Linked DNA regions of Homo sapiens: region 1 is linked to region 2. The links are chromatin loops, found by intact Hi-C in ENCODE. Cell type or tissue: ascending aorta. All regions are shown on one strand. Each heading gives the region's core, and the rest is flanking DNA. Links, peaks and the distances in the headings are about the cores only.

Evidence for each region. A loop is a pair of places that touch in the nucleus more often than their neighbours do. Peaks named below come from ENCODE experiments on the same cell type or tissue, not always from the same donor. Only the 100,000 strongest peaks of a DNase experiment are listed, where the experiment ranks them.
Region 1: it touches region 2 in a loop (1.9-fold over the local background); 1 of 110 quality-filtered maps calls a loop at or near these places.

What each region holds. Positions count from the first base shown.
Region 1 is chr12:29,705,182-29,715,741 of GRCh38, forward strand. All of the region lies in intron 5 of TMTC1 (transmembrane O-mannosyltransferase targeting cadherins 1), which reads right to left. Among named protein-coding and RNA genes, the nearest start is that of TMTC1, 73 kb to the right of the region's middle. RefSeq lists an enhancer at 4,848-5,392. In ascending aorta, for the core only: no CTCF peak of the experiment used is centred there; a DNase peak (open chromatin) is centred at 5,100; H3K4me3 peaks cover 652 bases; H3K27ac peaks cover 1,480 bases.
Region 2 is chr12:29,606,215-29,616,774 of GRCh38, forward strand. All of the region lies in intron 6 of TMTC1 (transmembrane O-mannosyltransferase targeting cadherins 1), which reads right to left. Among named protein-coding and RNA genes, the nearest start is that of OVCH1, 110 kb to the left of the region's middle. In ascending aorta, for the core only: no CTCF peak of the experiment used is centred there; DNase peaks (open chromatin) are centred at 4,637 and 5,927; H3K27ac peaks cover 2,558 bases.

The DNA.
Region 1 (10,560 bases), core at 2,359-7,358, 98 kb after region 2:
TGACTCTATCACCACCGTGGTGTAATACCACCATTCAAATCCCGGGTGCACAGGTGGCCCATCGGTCAAACTTGGGGAACTCTTCTCTAGTCATCAGTTTCTAGTGTAAGAGACTAGAATATGCTACTCCAAAATAAGCTGCCTTGGCATAAGGATTATTTTGAGCTGATTATTTTGAGAAACTGCAGATACAGGAAAAGCTCTGAAAACAGAATACAAATCACTCTTTGGTAAGAGAAATTTACATCCACAGAGGAACTCTCCATTTGTAAGTGTGTCTCCCCATCTATACCAGGAAAAGGAGGACTCAGTCACTGGAGACGCATCAGTGGAGAGGGCACCCACTGAAATCTGCACAGCAAATCTTATCCTTGCTTACACTGCTTGTCCAGGTCACCTCCCCATTACCTGGCTTCCCCACACCCTTCTTTCTTGTTTCAAAGGACTGTGGTATTTAAACCTGAATTCAAAGTCATCTCTTTGAGATTTCCTCATTTCTCTGTGTTTCTCCTGTGTACACATGAGGTACACATTTTATTAAGCTTCTGTTTTTTCTCACTTGTCAATCTGTCTTTTGTTACAGGGCTCTGTCCCAACTGAGAACTATGAAGGATAGAGAAACAAAATTATTTTTTCCTCCCCTACACTAGGTCTAGCCTGCCCTAAAGACACCTTAGGATGGGCAGAATGAGCCCCAAATATCATGTGCTCTACTGCTTACATTATGTCTAATTCCCAAGAATGTCTGCTTCGGGCTGAAGAAAAAAAAAAGCATCATCTAAACTATAAAAAGCTATTTAAAGCTGTACTTCTAATTATAATTTCTCTCTTATCCCATCTTCACTAGTTCTCCAGGATATGTTTCCTACAGTTCTCCCAAAGCTTACCAGAAATAAAATCAATCTACTAGGGGTTGGTGTGTATGGCATATTGGCTGAAAGGGATGCACGGAATTTTACCATGCTGCACACTGTCAGTAAATGGCACACAAACAAGGCTACCAAGTTCAGACAGAACTGCAATGGGGTGGTCAAGAAAAGCTTCCTTGAGAGGCTGAATTCTGACCCAGCTATGCAGGAAGAGGAAGGTTTAGATGGGGAGAGATGTGTGCGTTTTCCTAAGAGCAAGGATTTGCACAGCCAAGAACATTAAAGGCAGAGACAAGAGCAAAAATAATATAATCCCTATTTCCTGTGTGTTGAGACATAAAGGCATTGCATTTTCCTTCTGCCTAACCATTGCACGCTCATTTTATCTTTGATCTAAAGTAATTAAAAGTATATCCTGGCTCCTGAATGAGCCACAATGCTAATGAGGTAGTGCCATTAGCATCAGGATTCAGTCGGGAAGTAATTACTTCTATGTACATTTTGGCTTCTTTGCTGAAATGTGGGAATGTGACCAGGTGATTATGGAACTATTTTAACAGGGTTTGGTGCAGATGCTTTCATCTGGAAACACAGACTCCAGGAATCTTAAACCACTTGGGAACAGACATCCATAAAAACAATTATTTTTATACTCTGGGGCTAGAATCAGCTTCCTGGAGTTTACTGTTAATTCTTTCAATGCCATTCAATGTGGGTATTTTTTGATATGCTTTCACTTGCATGCTGTAATTTCTCTTTCCAGAACACCATTTTGTTGGGGGTGATGAAGGATTTGGTTGGGGGCAGCGGTGGGTAAAGAGAAAAGAATGAGGTAAAATCAAATATAAAAAACAGCTGGCATGGGGAGGGGAGAAGTACAAAGACAGGATTGAAAGCAGCAAGTGGAAAAACGTATTCTCCCATAGGTGGAAAACAGAAGAAAGTTAACAGTGTTCCAACCCTGAAGAACAGAATGGGTCTGGCCTGGAGCCCTTGGGTCCTATGGGGACAGTCAGACCTGATGGCAATCAATTACGAGGCAGAAGATGAACTCCCTGCAAAATGGTTGCTTTTCACCTCGTGGATGTCAAGAGGTGGCTTGGGAATAGGTTGGGGACTGTCCTGGTTTTAGAACCATGCTGGAGGGCTCACTCAAGCCCCTTCCTTGGATCTGCTTCTGCCCCCACTACTACCATGTTGGTTCGCATGAAGTCCCTAAGTCATAAATGTGATCTAGCTAACATATTTTCGGCATTTCCTTCCAGAAAAAAAGCTTGCTTAGCTACTATATAAAATTTATTGCAGAATCTTCCTTCAAGCTGTCTTTACTCCTGCTCCCTGCCAGCCCCTTCAACCCTTGTGTCCATCCACTCCCCAAGCATCTCCCCCGCCTCTGCTCTTCAGCTCCAGGCATCGCGTCCTCTACTATGAGGCTACAAAGTCCAGAGTGTTACAATGACCCTCAGCACCATCCTTTCTCCTCTTTGAAGATCTCTTCTGATAGCCACTAGCCCTTCTCCCACTGAAGTCCTGATTTTAAGAGCAAGGCAGTGGAAGACAGCACTGAAACCTGGAGGATTTTGCAGACTTTTCCATTATCCTTGGGTTGGCCTCTGCACATGTGGCCATCGTCCTTTCTTACTGATCCTGTTCTTCAACCATGTTCTCTTTCTCTTATCCCTCTTCCACATCCTCCCGCAGTCTCATCCGTATGAACCACCCTTCCTTGTCTGCTGTGCACTACCTGTCCACATTTTTCACCTGCCACAGCACTTAAAAACTGAAGTTTAAATACGGTCCTCTCTCCCGCTTTTCTACACTACAAGGTCTTTGAGGCTGGAGAGCCACAGTGTTTTTTGTTTCTAGCCCCTTGACACACAGAACCAAGTCAGACACTCAAATTTCTGGTGAATACTTACTCATGGAAGACATGTAGTGAACCCCTGCTGAGAAACGAGGTACTCTGAGGAGACACAAGATGTCCTCATTCAAGGAATATTGCTTAAGATCTTTTCATATGCCAGGCAGTGTGCCCAGTACTGTGGGATATGTCAGGGAAGGAAACAAGACAAGCCTTGACCTCCAGAAGGATACAACACACAAATGCATACAGAAAATGTGATAACAGCTAAAACAGAAAAGCACAGAATTGCAGAATGAATATATAATGAGGTGCTCTGATTCACTTTGCTTTACTCTGGTACTGTGCCTGGCACAAGATTTTAATAAATGAATGAGTGAATACAGCCAGGGAATGATAAATTAAAGAAAGCTACCACAAAACTTAATGCACTTTATTTATTAAATAAATGCACATGAACAGCGCAGAGCAAATGTCTCTTATAATAGACACCAAAAGTCAGAGGAACAAATAATTTGTCGAAGTCACTTCAGAGATCATCCAAAACACTAGCTCTTAACCACTGAGCCCCCTTTGAAAATCTAAAAACAAACCAATATTGCACACAATGGAATTCTCTAAAGCCCATTGACTCCCAGTTTTAAAGTATTTTACCCATAAAGCCCACTTCAGGACAGAGCCACAATGCACATTTCCAAACAGTGCTTCAGGATACCCAAAGTCAACACCAACTGCTGACTGGCAGGTCCTTGGGAAAACTTGCGTTTGTTAAATACATTCTAAAGACAAGATATTTTCCATGCCAGAAGCACACACAAACCCAAATATCAACCTAGAATGTACCGTCTTGAGCCCTTAGGCTAACCTGTTTTTATATAATAGGAGATAGAGCCTCTGCAACAAGAGAGATTCCCAAAGTTTGAAGCTTTGCAGTTGAAATGAGCATCTAAAATCAAGGGCCAAGTCCCAACAAAATTTCGTCTCGATTTTCTTCTGAGAAAATGAAGTAATTTCTTATTCTCCTAAACATAGGAGTATAAGAAAATATTGTTTTGTCAAGAGAATATCCTTTCAGACTAGTTCTACAACGAGAGAAAAATCACCAAGAAAGGATATTGAACAAGAGTCAAATGCCAAGATGAAGAATATATTTTTAAATACTGTTTTTGTTTATTTTTGCACTATATATCAGAAAACAAAATACTCTATTCCATCTATAACACACTCAAAAAGCAAGTATAATAAGAGGCAATTAAATTTCAATATTTGGAGAAAAGTTTCAGAGATTGGCAACAGTGTTGCAGTGGGGTGATGTTGTCAGACTGCCTGGATTCAAATGCTGACATCACCAGGTGTGACCTTAAGCTAATGGCATTTGGCTTCTCAGAGCCTCAGCCAGTCTTCTGCAAAATGGAAATAATAAAAATTTTAACAACAACTTCATAGGGCTGTGTGTATATTAAGTGAGATAATTCACTTAAAAAAGCTTCAGAGCAATACCCAGAGAGCTAAGAAAAACAAAACAATACATTGGGTAAGAAAGTGAAAAGGAAGAAAAGAAAAAATATTTCCACATTAACACAAATAAGAAAGAACAATACATTTCCATGTTCCACTTTTAAAATACAAGTACATTCAGATAAAAATTTTGAAAAAAAAAATTCACAGATTTTCTAAATAAACAGAAAAAACTGGAAAAGAAATCAGAAAAAAATCCCACTTCCATAAGCCTCTCTCTCTTTTCTCTGGCCTTCTTTCCTGGGTAGGAACAAGATGCCAGATGGTAATGCACCAATCACAACTTGACAACACTTTTCTAGATATGCCTCTGCTTTCCAAAATGTGTTTAAAATTTGTTTAATGCCTTTATATTTACAGGTGTTTTAAAAGGCTTTTAATAATTCGTCTTACTCTTTACTGTGCACTAACCTGTAGGATAGGTTTCTTGAGGTTGCTATAGGAGTTTAACTATAGAGATGAAAACAGGGAAAAGCCTAAAGTGCTTTCCAATCGCAGAACATGAGTCTCACCATCATTTGAGAGAAAATAAAGCCGAGAGAAAATCCATAGCACATGGGAGGCAAACACCTTGCCAAAAAGTGAAATGACCAGCCAAAGTTAGGTTGTTCTGATACTGCTATACCCTGTTAGACTCACTGGTAATGGGTCTCTATCTGTCTCTAGTCAAACAATCAGTACGTAGAGTCTATTTCTGTTTTCTCGTTTGTTTCCCTCTTTTCTACTGAACAGCGTTCTTTAATCAAGCAGCTGCCACAATCTAACTGGCTTTCAGACTGAGCTACTCCAAACACAGCCTGAACCACTTTGCCGGGGTCTGCAGGAAATCTCCAGGCCTGTTAGGACACAGCAGATCTTTTGTAAGTCACTTTGGCTGCTCTTGCTCCCAGCTGCATGCCAATTAGTCTGCAGGCTGCTCTTTCCTTGCAGCCATTGGAACCACACTCCTATTTCAGGGATCTCTCAGGAAACATGTGGCTGAGAAACCAAATAAGGCGGATGCCTAGTATTTGTCATCAACCTAGATCACAAATGTCCTTGTCATGATCTACCTGAACCTTTAGAAGATGATTTTTAAAGAAGGATATATATATATAAAATATATATATCCTTATATATAATATATATAAAATATTGTATATAATGTATATATATTTATATTTATTATACTTATAATTTTTTATATTTATATTTATATTTTTATATTTATGTTATAATTTTTATATTTATATTATTTTTATATTTATATATTTATAATTTTATATATTTATAAATATGTATTTATAATTTTATATATTATTAAACGTATTTATATTTATAATCTATTTATATTATATATTTATATTAATAATAAATATATTAATACATAATGTATTTATATATAATATAATGTTTATATAATATAAATATATTAATAATATATAAATATATTAATTATATTATTATAAATTATATTATTAATATATAAATATATTAATAATATATAAATATATATAAATATATTAATAATATATAAATATATATATAAATATATTAATAATATATAAATATATATATATTTTTTCCCCCTCAGAGCAGGGTCTCACTCTATCACCCAGGCTGGAGTGCAGTGGTGCAATCATAGCTCACTGCAGCCTCAAACTCCATGGTTCAAACGATCCTCTTGTCTCGACCTCCCAAGTAGCTAGGACTATGGGCATGCACCACCATGCCTGGGTATTTATTATTTTTGTAGAGACAGGGTCTCACTGTGTGCCCAGGCTGGTCTCAAACTCCTGGCCTCAAGCAATCCTTCTGCCTCAGATTCCCAAAATACTGGGATTATCCACTTGAGCCACTGCACAGGGCTACAGTTAATGTTTTTAACAGGTAAGAAAGAAAATGTATTCAGGAACAAGTTTCATGTGATAATTTGGAAAGGGAGACTATAAGGGATTATTAAAGTAAAACAGTCTCTATGAGTTCAAATTTTGCTTTTAGCACTTTGCTTTCCTTTCCTCTTAGACATATTGATTTATACTGTGTACATTATCCTCCATGTGCCAAAACCAAAAATTAAGGATGCTGACCTAGGACGGGTGTTGGTGTCATTGGTTAAACTCAGACCGTAAAACTGCAGCTGGCACTACATTTCTAACATTGTTATAACAAAGTGAGGAGGACTGAACAGTTGAAGCAGATGTTGGAGATGTTCAGGGATTTGGGGCCCAGAGGCAGGACTTTAAAAAGCTGCTGAAATTCCTCATCCAATTAATTGGCAAAGAGCTCTGAGAGTCACTTTAAAGAGCAACCCTGGCTGGGTGTGGTGGCTCATGCCTGTAATCCCAGCACTTTGGGGGGCCAAGGCAGGCAGATCATGAGGTCAGGAGATCGAGACCATCCTGGCTAACACAGTGAAACCCCGTCTCTACTAAAAATACAAAAAAAATTAGCCGAGCATGGTGGTGAGTGCCTGTAGTCCCAACTACTCGGGAGGCTGAGGCAGGAGAATGGCGTGAACCCAGGAGGCAGAGCTTGCAGTGAGCCCAGATCGTGCCACTGCACTCCAGCCTGGGAGACAGAGCAAGACTCCATCTCAAAAAAAAAAAAAAAAAAAAAAAAAAAAAGAGCAACCCAGCATCAGCAGGTCATCTTTGGGAAGCTCTTCATCAGGGGACACTGCTCTCCAGCTCTCCAATATAACGCAAACTTCCCCTCAACTACATCCGATGTGGAAGAAAGTTCCCCAAATTAACCAGCCTGCTCACTTCAGGGTGTTTATCTTACATTATGTTGAACAACCACTAACACTGTGGTCGTATATGTGTGCAAACCACTTTTTATGTAAAACACTCATTAAAATATTCAAATGTTCAAACAGGCTAACACCTCAAGAAAACATCTAACCACAACATGTGCTGTCTTAATAAGAATTAATTATTTTCCCAATCTATCACCTTCCATTTACCAATGCAGCAATTACCAAACAACAGTGTTAAAGGTCCCTTTACGCTAAAATATTACTGAGAAAAGAATTTGTAAGTGTATGATATCTAAGAGAAAAGTTTTTAAAAATTTATTAATGCATTAAAATAATCTATTGTCTATTAAAACATTTTATTTTAAAAATCTATATTTCTTAAAATGAAGAAAATTAGTGAAAAGAATATAATTTTAAAGAATATTTTTGAAAATCTCTTTAAATATCTGGCTTAATCCAGGAGAATAGAAGCTGAATTCCCATATTTCCTTCTACATTCAATCTGCTGCTATATGTTATTCTAGTTGAAGTATATGAGGAAAATCTATCCTTGCTCAGATGCATTATAGTTGGAAAAGTGAGGAGTATCTTAACAGCTTTCCAGATAATTGCAGACATCCTTTGATACTACAATATTCAACAAGTGGTAGTTTCTTGAAGCTTATTGGTGATGTCGAATCTACTGGTCTACCTTCAACTTGAATGAATCTTTTATCCATTGCGATAGTTAATTTTATGTGCCAATTTGTCTAGGCTACGGTGTTCAGTTGTTTGTTCAAACACCAGGCTAGACGTTGCTATGAAGGTATTTTTTTTAAGGCGTGACTAACATTTAGATCAGTAGATGGAGTGAAATGGTTCTGTTTTCATAATGTGGGCGAGGCTCATCCAATCAATTGAAGGCCTTAAGAGAAAAAGACTCAGGTCCCCCAAGAAAAAAGGAATTCCGTCTCCAGACTGCAACGTGGAAATGTGGAAATGCTGCCTGACTACCACCCTTGAGACTTAGGATTACAACACCAACTGCTGCCTGAATTTCCAGCCTGCAAGTCTGCCCTGCAGGCTTCAGACTTGCCAGCCTCCACCTAAATAAGCCAGTTCCTTAAAATAAATCTCTCTACATAAACACATACACACACACACACACACACACACACACACACACACACACAGGGAGAGAGAGAGAGAGAGATCCTATTTCTTCAGTTTCTCTGGAGAACACAAACTAATGTTCTCCATCAGTTTGGAGAACATTTGTGTTAGTGGAGAACACTAACACACCGATGCATGATTTTGTAACATCATGCACTGACCATTTGAAAAATATGAGGTCACTGAGTTACATAAATTTGCAAAATGTTTACACATTTCATTACACAATATTCTGAAAATCCTATTTGCTACTATCACATATCACCACCGATCTCATCAAAAGACTTTTGGTAGTGGTAGGCTGTAAAACTCACAATGAAGTCACAAGCTTGAACCAAAATCCAAATGTTTCCTTGAAAACTTGAATTTTAACATTAGAAATAAATACTATTAGGTATTTTCACTGAAGTACCAGGCTCATTCCTCATTTTGAAGAAAAATGCCTATTATGAACACCAAAGTATGAATAACCATAATTACTATGGTGTGAATGTCTCCCCAAATTCATGTGCTGAAAATATAATTTCCAATGCCACCGTGTAGAGAGGTGAGGTGTAACAAGAGATGTGTTGGTCATGAGGGTGGGGCCCTCATGAATGGATTAATGCTGCTATAAGCAGGGCTTGCAGCTGCGGGTTCTCTCTCTCTCCTGCTCTTCCTCATGTAAGGACACAACATTCTTTCTCACCGGAGGGCACAGTGTTCAATGCACCAAGGTAGAAGCAGAAAGACCAGGCCCTAATCTACCAGCACCTTGATCTTGGACTTCCCAGCCTGAAGAACTGTGATAGAATTAATTTCTGTTCTTTATAAATTACCCAGTCTGTGGTATTCTGTTATAGTAGAACAAAATGGACTAAGACAATAGTTTGTCAGCAAAATCTTTCTACCAAAAATGACGTTTTGTTAAAAGAAAAATAGTGGCCAGCGCAGCTTGCAATTCAAACAATCATTTAAGTGCTTTTCCTCATGACATTGTTCTTTGACGTGCAGCAGAAGTGCTTTATGCATATTGCCTGTTCCATCACATGGAATATTAAAAAGACATATACACAGGTGTTGGGATTTCTTTTAAAATTTTTTTTACTGCTTCATTGAGGATATTCTTAAGTGAAAATGGAATTTTTTTAAACCACAAATGTGAGCCAAAACATACAATGACCCCTGGTCATTTGTGCCACTGCTTTAATTCATGATAAAGGGCCAGTTGTTTTACCTACCATTGCTTGTGCACTGTCAGGGCAAATTATCCACACAGTAAAAATCACAAACATCTTTGTGTTACTATAAAAATAGTTTTTACCTCACAGAACCTCCCTAAAAGGATCTGGGGTACCCCCCCTGGATTTGTGGACCACAGTATAAGAACCACAGCACTGACTGGCTCTCTCCCAAACGCACATCCCAACAAGGATCAGAAGTCAAAATTCAAATTAGCAAATGCTGGGCATGATATGTCCCTGGCTCAGACTCCCCAGGGAAAAAGGATGGCCCCAGTGGTCATGATCTTAACACTGGAGTACATGCATCAGGGCCACACAAAGACTTTCCAGAACGAATCTGCCCAGAATCATGCTGCACTCTCAGAAGGAGTACAGTCCAGGAGCCATTTCTAGTTCTGTTTCCACCTTCTCTTTCACATTAGCCCTTACTTTTTCTCTTTTAAAAAATAGTACTTTTTACCCATACTGTTTGACAATAGTACACTGTCCTGAATGATAAATTCTCTCAGGGCACCCAGAAATGGTATAATTAGAAACACTGGTATTGGTGTTGCAAAAGAAAATGACTACATATACTGGAGAAAAATCATTTTGCAAGTGAGATGGTTTCTAACTGAATGCTTTCAACAAAATTGAAGCAGAATTTAATGGAGCCATTCACTGAAAGATCATTAAAAATGATATTTATGAAAGACCAATGAGTCATTTTTTGGCACATAATCCAAAAAAGTTCAAAGAATTAGGAGATTTTTGCTATAACAAGACTCTATTCTCATCTACCCCTATATATGAAAAGGTTTCTCATTATAAGTATATAAATGAAAAAGTGTGACAGCCATGATGGAACTCAGATTCACTCCAGCAATAAATAATAGTTAGCATTTAATACATAAGCTAATTTAAAAACTTATCCATCTCAGTGACATGCATTTCAATAACATTTTATTTTTCACTTTTAATAATTATGGGCATAAAAATAAAGCAAACAGTTACATTGTATTTATTATGGCCCAGGAACTATTCTAAGCACTTTATATATATGAACTGATTTAGACCTCGTAACATTTATATTAGCTTGGCATTTGTATTAGTCCATTCTCATGCTGCTATGAAGAAGTACCCAAGACTGGGTAATTTATAAAGAAAAGAGGTTTAATTGACTCAGAGTTCCACATGGCTGGGGAGGCCTCAGGAAAC
Region 2 (10,560 bases), core at 3,545-8,544:
CATACACCCAGTAGTGGGATTGCTGGGTTGAATGGTAGTTCTATTTTTTAATTCAATGAAAAATCTCCAAACTTATTTCTGCAGTGGCTGAACTAATTTGCATTCCCACCAACACTATATAAGCATTACCTTCAAGTACATAATTTTAAAAAATCTTCACAAGAATCCTGTATATCAAGAGCAAGTATTTCTTCTTACAATTGAAAACAGACCCCAAATAAAGAGTGTCTTGTCAAATGTTCCTCATTCACTCTGAGCTTATTATTGGGTAGTAAGTTGCTATTCCCTTTTTATAGGTGCACTTTTATAGAGATAGTTGATTACTTCTTTTCATGCTTCGAAAGCTAAAATACTTTTTTACAAAATTATTCACGTCTTCCCAAAGAAGTTTCTAAAGAGAATGTAATACACCCTAGTAATTCATCCTAAGAATTAAGAATTAAGAGTGCAGGTATAAACAGAACAATGATCAGGCTGTTATCCATGTCCCTAGATACTGTTTTACCCAATGAGCCACCCCACGGCCCCTCATCAAGGTTATTGGGAAAGAGCCCTCACTGGGAATCTGAAAGAGGCTTCTCTCTATATCCCCAGCATCACACGTTCTTACCCTTCCAACGCACCTTCCTCACTACGGTGGGTGTTCACTTTCTTTTTTTTTTGAGACTGAATCTGGCTCTGTCACCCAGGCTGGACCAGGTTGGGAGGTGCCTTCATCTCAGTGGTGGGTGTCAGTTGGGAGCACAGCCAACCTTCCTGCCCCCCCCCCTCACTCACGGACACCCGTAGTGAGCAGGATGCCCATGGCACTGATTGCTGTTGGGGATGCGGAGATGGGGGGAGAGTCAAGGAGCGATCAGCCTCCCCCAGAAATCTGATGTGCACATGGAAAAGCCACAGGGCTGCGTGTTCATCTGTTCCTCCACCAGTTTCTTCAGACACCAGCACAGTCTTTATTTCCTTCATGACATCACTCTAGTTGTAATTACGTGTGTATCTGGGTGTTTACTGCCTTTATTGTCTGTCTGCCTCACTAGAATGTGAGCTCCATGAGCACAGAGTGCTCCTGACTTGTGTTCACTGGTGAACGACTTTTGCTTAGCTCAGTGCCCGGTGTGAATATTTGCTGAATAAATCAATTAAGTGAATAAATGTATCAGGCAGGATACAGAGGAAAAAACTGGGTAGAAGAAGGGGAGCAGGCAGAGAGGGCTTTTTGGTGGAGGTGACATCTGGGCTTGAAATATCAATAAACGTTTACAAGGAAGACAAATTTGGGAATGAGGGGTGGTCACAGCTAGGCACATTCTTGGGAGAAGATATGGAATGTACAAAGCAGGCAATAAGACTAGTCATGTCAGCAAGTGGATAATGAGCGTTTTGCACACTTTGCTATGGAACTGACCTTCACCTAATGGCAGTGACTAAAGGGTCCCTTATGCATAGAAAGAAACGTGAGTGAGTGTTCAGGGTCCACATCCAGACTCAGGTAGTGACCCTGCCACCGATACACCATTGGTACTTGGACAGGCAATATTATCCCTTCCATCCTCAAGGTGCCTCAACTATAAAAGGAGGCAAGTATGCCTGAGCGTTGAATGTAGTTGGGTCATTACAAAGATTTCTTGAAAACCTGAAGTCCATTTTTTGGGCGTTGTGAGCTATGAGCTTACACACAGCCCGCCACCCTACATTGCTAATCTTGTGGGGTGTTTTCCTTTGTTTTTAAAACAGGAAATGGAAGACAGTGGCACAGTGCCCAAACTCAATAAAGTTTCATTGTTTTATTTCATTTTGAGAAAATTAATACTCATGAAAAAATTTCTATTTTCAAATTAAATGGATGACAATACGCTTTGTCTTTCCTCATCCCCATTCAGTCAAGAGAGATTAAAAATATTCAAGAACAACATACTTATTTGAAAAACATATCAATCTGCCAAGCAGAGACTTGTAAAGTTGGGAAAAAAAGTGCATCATGGACATGGCTAAATTTTCTAGAATGAGACAGACTAGGAGGGAACCCGATTCTGTATCCTGTGGATCACTGATGTGACAAAATTGGCTAAATAATTTATAGCTTCTTTTAGCCTAGTAGATTCAATAATACCCTAACAAAATATGAGGAGAAAAAAGAGGAAATTCATGGTATTTTCCAAAGTACACATGGTCATTCATTTTTAGGACAAAGAACGAATGGAAATTCACTTATTCCCAAAGACAGCAGGGAGAGAAGAGATATGAGAACTAAGACAGCTAATAACACAGCCATTATAATACATGACATTTGATTAACTGCAACTTCAGACAAAATAATTTACTTCTCTGAGCTTTAATTTGGTGATCAACTAGACAAAAGAAAAGGAATTGATACCTATATACCTGTTATATCTGTAGGAAAAATGTGTGATAGATTCGCTATTATAGGTGTTAGGTTTGATTTTTCTTTTCTGGTTGGGAAGAAGAGAGAAAAGCATCCCCCTGAGCTGCAAAGAGGTGAAAATCCTGTCTTAACACCCAGACGGGGGTGCTGAGAGGGTCGCTCAGTCACCATCGGCACAAATACACATCAGGCCAAGCAGCTAAGGGAAGAGCAGGGCTTTTCTCAGAGCCGTAAATTGCCTCAGAGGAAATCCAGCTCCTGAAACCGTCCAGCCTAGTAGCTTCTGGTTTATCCCCTCCTCTTCATACTTCCAGTTCATCTTTCAAAGTGCAATTCACAGGCAAAGACACGCACACACACACTTTGATACACATGTATGCACCTGGCCAGCAGTGTGTGGGTGTTAATAAAAACAGGGCTCCTTCCTGCCCAATTCAACACCGATGATACACACCGCAGGCTGTTCCCTTCCAGAGAGGTGGAAAATAGGCTTATTATAGTAATTATTGTCATCATTACTATTTTTTTTCTCACCTCTAAACAAGTTTCAGAGAAATGGTACATTGCATTTAGGGTACAAGTATGTTCACATGATTCTAAGTATTGCATAGTTATATTTCAATCCTAAGGATTTATTTGGCAGCCCTAGGATCTAGCTGTCTGCCTCCAATTTATCAATCCACAGGGAAGCTGATGACAGTAAAGCTCCCCTCTTCAGCCCCGGGGTTAAGGCATTTGCCAGGCTGACAGCTAGTATGGCTGAACACTTCTTAGGCTCTCCTTTTTATATCTGTTTTTGGGTCTACTTCCTCTGTTAGACTACGGATTCCTTGATGGTAGTCACCAATGAATGTTTAAATTTATCTAGATTCCTGGCACAACACCCCTACTGCTATCTACAGGAAATGTTAACTGTCAGCCTCCACTTGAGCAAATCCAGGTCTCAGGTTTATTTAAAATATTGTGAACTTTGAATCCACAAAAGCCCTTATGTCTACTGAGGCTATCAAAGTTGAAGATAATACAGACCGCATCTGATGGATGGGGAACTGACTTCATCTTCAACGTTCTAACTCAGAAGCCAAGAAGAACGCTTTCAAGACCAGCATGGCCCATGCAAAGCTAGAGGAACAGAAAGTGCCTGACTGTTTTGGGCAACTGGATTCTGCCTGAGCTCTGCACAAATGTGCCTTTGTCTCACTCTCTCTGGGAAGCTACAGTGAGCCCTAAGCGGCCCTGTTGCCTACCTGGCCTTCACTGCTGTGTCTGCTTTCATTTAAGTTTTAACAGCCTCTCCCACCTCCAACTCTGGCAGTAGCCGGTCTCGCCTATCTACAGGCACAGCTCCTGTTGGATTTCTCTTCATGGCAACAGCTCTCAGCAGGTGCTGGGTGGCTGTTCCTCCCCTCTGCCCCTTCAAGCCATCTGGTAGGTGTCACTATTGCCCGTGGCTTCTCTAATACTACCCACATCACCGGAAATGGTCCTTTCATAAACTCTCTTCAATCACCTCACTGGTCGCACCATGTGTTTCCTGCCAGGAATCTGATGGATTGACCAGCGAGTGAAAACACGGGGACAGGGCAGAAATGTGGACCTCAAAAAAGGATCGGAGCTCGGGCTGGTGTGAGCTACTAGGAGCTGGCTCCAGCACATCCCTGGCTTCGTCCTGTACATCACAGTCTTTCCATCATGTTTCAGCCCTCGAGTGAAGCACCCTGTTTAAGGCCACCGAGGCTATAAGAAATTTAAAATGTTATATTGAAATAATAAAGACCAACATCAATCTGAGAGAGCTCTGTTATCTGGCAAATGGGGTTGAAACCAATTTCTCAATAGCTGGAGAAGAGGAAGTTTTGAACGTTTACTGCTATGACAATGATTAAATGCAATAGACCACTTCTTATGACTCAAACAAGATCTAGAATCTTAGCTCCATGACAGTAATGTGGGGACAAAGGGAATCCTGCGGCAGTCTTATGGGTAAAAAGAGTAAGAAAAGTTAAAGCCGATTCTCAGAGCCTGTTACAGCTGCCACACACCTTGGTGAAAGGGACCCTGATTCCGGCCCCAGTGGTCACAAGGTCACACTGCGAGATGTTTAGGGACAGTCCTCTTGTGACATGAGCACAACCCACATCTCAAATGTAGACACGGAAAGGTGCCATTTACATTTTTTTCCTCTTGTCTGAAAATAATGTGAACACTGAGTTGGGACAGAAAATGGCTCAGGTTCAGGATCTCAAAAGCAGAGCTGCCAACCCACACTCTCTAGTTGGCTCAGGCTGGTGATATCATTTCCTCACTTTCATGAGCTCTAAAATTTACTCATAAATGCACAGGGAGTAAATTTTTAAAAGGGGAAATGAATGAAGAAATTATACCCCCTCAGAGACAAAAGTAGACTTGTATACTTGATGTCTTCCCTAAGCCAATTTAAACATTGCTTTTTCCCATGCCAAACTTTCTTTGCCAAGAGGCACTGCCAGATGTACTAATGAACAGAGCACCGAAGGCCGATTAAAATCAGAGGATTTATAAACTGACATTTTAGATTTCTGGTCTTTGGTTCTGAACTTCTTTTTTTTTTTTTTTTTGCACAGAGCCTTTTGTTTGATTTGTTTTTAATCAACAGTCTGATCCTTCTTGCAAACACCAGTTCCTGAGATTAAAACGTCTTCTCTCACAACAGCAATTACCTTTCAGAATTAAGTGAGGAGGAATCATGAAGCTCCCGGATTGCTTTACTCTAATTGAGAATAAACTAATTTCTAACTTTACTTGGAAATGTAAGTTATATTCTGCATAAGTGTGTATTAAAATGTTTAAAAAATAAAAGCAAAAACCTTTTAGAAGGCACTTTATTGAAAAATATCAGTCCAGTGCAAAAATTTCTATTCACTTTAAGCAAGCACTAGTGAGGAGATAAGGTAATTAAGTAAATTAGAAAAATGTTGGTGAATAAATATTTTCCTGATTAGAATGCAACTATTACAGGAATTTATGATGACATAGAAAAAGTTAGAAATGAACTTTCTTTATTTTTGTGGTTCTGAACAAAAATGTAAAAGGCATTAGAAAGCTATGTATTGAATTTAAAAAAGTATGATGAAGACTAAAGAGATGGGGGAGAGCTGTAAGCGAAGACATCTTTGAAAGTCTGGTTTAACTTACAAATTATTATATGTGTGTTTCACACAGATGGGGCAGGGGGCAGGCCGCAGTAAAAGCAACCCAGTAAGTTGCAAGTGGTAGAGGATGGAGGAAAAACAAATATCTTTCAAGCACATACCATATGCCAGACACTTGACTTAAATGGGCCCACTGAAGCCTCATGATAATATTACAAAGTAGGTATAATTATCTCCATTTTTGTAAGTGAGGAAATTGAGGGCCAGAGAGCATGAGAGACTTCTCTTAGTTGATCCAATCAGTAAGAAGCAAGGGCTTCAAACTGAGGTCTGAGTCACTCTAAAGCCTGTCCTCTTCCCACAGTCCACGTGGCTTTGGTATTCGAAGTTAATGCCAAGTGTGGGGAGGAATTTCAGCCTTCTCTACCATCTGACTTCATAGCAGAAACACACTGACGGCAGATATGTCCCAGAAACTGGAGGTGGCCAAATGAGACACTGCTGAGGACCTCTAACAGAGGGTGCTATTGGTTTACTTTGCCAGATAAATGCAAGCACAAGATTGCATTCTACACTCTACAGGGATGCAACAGGATCTATGGCACACAACACATATTTCTTGTCAAGTACTCTGAATGCATGTGTGAAAGGTTTGAAATGGTTCATCCATTCATCTTTTTAAAAAAAAATTTTTTTTTGAGACAGGGTCTTGCTCTTGCTCTGTCGCCCAGGCTGGAGTGCAGTGGTGCAATCTTGGCTCACTGCAACCTCCACCTCCTGGGTTCAAGCAATTTTCCCATCTCAGCCACCTGAGTTGGGATTACAGACATGTGCCATCATGCCTGACTAATTTTTGTATTTTTTTTAGTAGAGACAAGTTTCCACCATGTTGGCCAAGCTGGTCTTGAACTCCTGAACTCAAGTGATCTGCCTGCCTCAGCCTCCCAAAGTGCTGGGATTACAGGCATGAGCCACTGTACCTGGCCTCATCCACTCATCTTGACACCCATCCTCTGAAAGAATGGACGTATACATATCCTCTGATCACAGTGGGATAAAACATAATTTATTTGACTGATCTTAGTTACTGACTTGTAAGTCGATATTATATCTGAGAGAGCTTGAGGGGTGGATAATAATCACTTTTGACATATGAAATCAAATACTGTAATGAAACTGCCCTTCTTAGTAAGGAAAGTGAAGGAGCATCCACATTCTAGTGACCACAGGGGTTCAATGAATAAATTAAGTGGACAGGTAAGTGGGTCAAAGGCCTTCTAAATTTAAATCTACACACATTCTTAACTTGTTATTGTTCTAAGCTTCTTTCTATAATATTCCACTGTTTATGATGAATTTTTCAGGAATGTAACACTGTGATCATCACTGAATCTTGTAACATATCTGTCACAGTATTTACACAGGCAGATGGATTTGGAAAATCAGAAGAGTGATGCTGCTCTAAGAGATATGTGTCCATGTGCATTGAGATCTAACCTAGTGGAGTGACTCAGGAGAAAGGGGGGCTTGAGTGAGGTACACCTAGGACCCCCACCTGACACCCATGACTTCAGTGGGAGGCTGTGGCCTGAGGTGCACTAGATGGGTGCCTGTGAGAATCAAGAGAGAACATCTGGGCAAAAGCTCAGCCATGTGCTGGGAACCTGTCTGAGGAGGGGGTGGAGAGAGACAGCCAGCTGCATAGGTGTCAGGGCTTTGAAGCATCATGCTTACCATATCCAGCTTTGATTGGCAAAATGGAGATGACTGTGGCACAAGTAATGCCACAGAATCCTAGGTCAAGAACTCTAACTTAATAAGGGGACCTAGTGTGGAAGAGAGATAGGAGCGCTTAATCATTTTATTCCCTCTCTAAGGATTCAATTAAGAACCAAGATGGATTTAAACATGCAATAAAGCCAAGAATGAATCTAGCTTTGATGAAATGGAAGAAAAAAGGAAAAGGATAAATCAGATACATTTTCATAAACCATTTTGTTCCTACGAAAATAGGAAATATCCATGCCTGGGAGAAGCGGTCTTCTACCTATGACTATAGCTCAAATGTTTCTGTTAGGAAGACATCCCTCGGGCAAAGTCTTCCAAAGCAGGATGATCACTTCTTTTCTGTTAAGAAAGTGACAAAATGTTTTACTTTTTCACAAAGCAAGTCACACTCACCAAAATGCATGATTCATCTATCCACTTGGAATTGTCATACAGAAGACAGTCCCTTTGTTCTATAATCTAAAATTAATAAGGAGAAAGAACCATAAAAAAGTTCACACAGTTTCACTCTCCTAGTGAAGATCTAAATGTTTTAGAGTAGCACTTCCAAAAGATAATCATCCATCCTACTTTATCAAACTACGGAGATATGTTTGGCTTACTTTAAGGATACTACACATGAATATAACAAGAAGTGTAGTAACTCTTAAGAGGTAAAAGAGGAAAAAAAGGTGAGATTTGCTTCCATGATTGAACTTCTAGAGGAATTACTATTCATGGTAGATTTGATTCCTGTTATCTGTCAATGTACTCACCCAAAATCAAAATATCTTTTATAATCAAAACATGTTGCATCTCATTGGACAAGACCCACATCCCTACTTCTGAAACATATGGTCACAAAATCCTGATGGATCATTTTGTTTCCACAAAGATGGTTAAAAGGCTCTTTACACAAATAATTGACATGATGGAATAACGCTCTTCCTTCACCTTGAACTGTGTTTTCAAACAGCCTAACTGCCATGGCTTAAAAGGGTGAATTTAATGGACTAATGAAATGTAGCAAAGGATGGAAACAAAGGTCCCTATGTTTGGAAATGGTATCAAATGCTTGTAATTTTCTGAGTTCAGACATGCACACACCTATCTTCATCATTTCAGAGCATGGGAGATGCATGCATAAAAAGACTGATTTTCACCAAAGCACAACAGCTCAAATATCTCAAGTGTATATAAAAGACAAGAAGGTTTATATGATCTATATGAGGCTTGACATACAGATAAAAGTAAGAACTTAATCCAATAGTCACTAGTTGGGAGTTATATTTTTCTTGGAAAAGTCTTACAAGGGAGTAGAAAATAAAATGTTTTAGACAAAGAAACAGAGAACAAACTTGTTTCTTCAACAAGCCTTGGCAATAAATTACTCCCCAAGTGAAGACATTGTCATTGTGAGGACCAAAATCTGTAACAGGCAGAAAAATAGGGTTCACTGGCCGAAGTCACCCAAATCAGAAGGAACTGTGGTGGACTGGAATGGAGAGAATTTTCCAGCCAATGTCAGGGAAGCTGCCATTCCTAAATGTTCTTTCCAATTAATCACTTTTTCATACCAAATGCCAGAGTCCTGGGTTATAAGCGAACAGGGCCAATTTGGCCATTTAAAGTTGCCAGGTTCTTTTGTAAATACTGGTGGCCTGTGGCAATTAAAACCAGATGGGATACAAAAATGAGAGCAAGTCTGAGAAGAAGTTCTGTTAAAAGTGCAGCCATTTTTTAGCAGTCACACACTGGCTTCTCAGGAAGCTCCAGGAAGTCTTTTCTCTGTCCTCCAGCTCTCCTGTAAGAACCTTCCATGAAAGGTTCCCGCTGAGGTGCATGTAACAATGTCTTGAGGCAGCCACATCTCACTTTCTACTTAGAGAAGGCCAAGAAAACTCCCTCGAGTGCCTTCTTTTAAATCATGTTAAGCAGGTGAAGATACAAATTTTTAACTTATTCCAGTTAAAAGAAAAAAATACCTGTAGAGAGATATATATGGTGCTACTTTGGTCTTGCTTTGGAAACTGCCACTTATTAATAATATACCAATGAATGAGCTCTTCTAGGTGAAACTTGCCTCCCCAAACTGTAACATTTCATGAATGGCCTTGCAGGGTCCCTCATCCATCAGGACTCCCAGCAGTCACAGACACTGTTGTATCAAACATCTATATACACATTTCTAATTACAGCCTCCATAGAATGAAAAATATAATTGGTTTCAAGGTCTTAGGTTACTGTTGCCTTGTTGAAAACTATAAAAGGAATGGTTTCAAAGGAATCCTTTTTCAGGTGGTATTGCTAAAAAGGTAATAATATGAAAATGTTTTTGTTGATGCTGTGGTGGCGGTTGTTTTTGGAGGTACAAAGAAGGCAAGCAAGGAAATGTTTAAACATTGCCCAAAAATGAACTCTCAAGGTCCAGTGACCCAGGCACCTTTGTATATCAAAGTTGATACTTCCCAAAGCACGTTGCAAGAACATTTATCCACAAGAAGTCCCTAAAAAGGGGTTCCAAATTCAAATAAGTTTGAGGAATGCCATTCATGATACGCCCCTTTTGGAAACTCACAAGGCTTAGAGCAACATAAAGGCTTTGTGAAGCCCCCCAGTAAAGAAATATGTTTAACTTTTTGAAACCTAGTGCTTGTGAAATGCACAACTGTAGAATCTTTATTTAGAGTAACCTTACTTAATGGTCTGTATGATGCTGTGACATATTTTGAGAAATGCTGGTACAAACTGCTCTAGCAGAATGAAATTAAGAAAAGTTCTCACTTCAGGAGTTTCTATAACCTACTCCCCAAAAATCAACGCGCTCTCTGGCAAACACAATTTCACTGATCTCAACTATAGCCATCACGCTACAGTTGAAATACATTTTCTGGGGCCAGAGGCGGTGGCTCACACCTGTAATCCCAGCACTTTGGGAGGCCGAAGCAGGTGGATCACCTGAGGTCAAGAGTTCAAGGCCTGACCAACATGGTGAAACTCCGTCTCTACTAAAAATACAAAAATTAGCCAGGCATGGTGGTGGACGCCTGTAATCCCAGCTACTCAGGAGGCTGAGGCAGGAGAATCGCTTGAATCCGGGAGGCGGAGGTTGCAGTGAGCTGAGATCATGTCATTTGCACTCCAGCCTGGGCAACAAGAGCAAAACTTGGTCTCAAAAAAAAAAAAAAAAAAAAACATTTTCTGCTGTTCAGCCCTTTGTAGAGATGAAGAATAACTGATGGCCATTTTCTACACTAAAAATCACTATACATTTAGAGA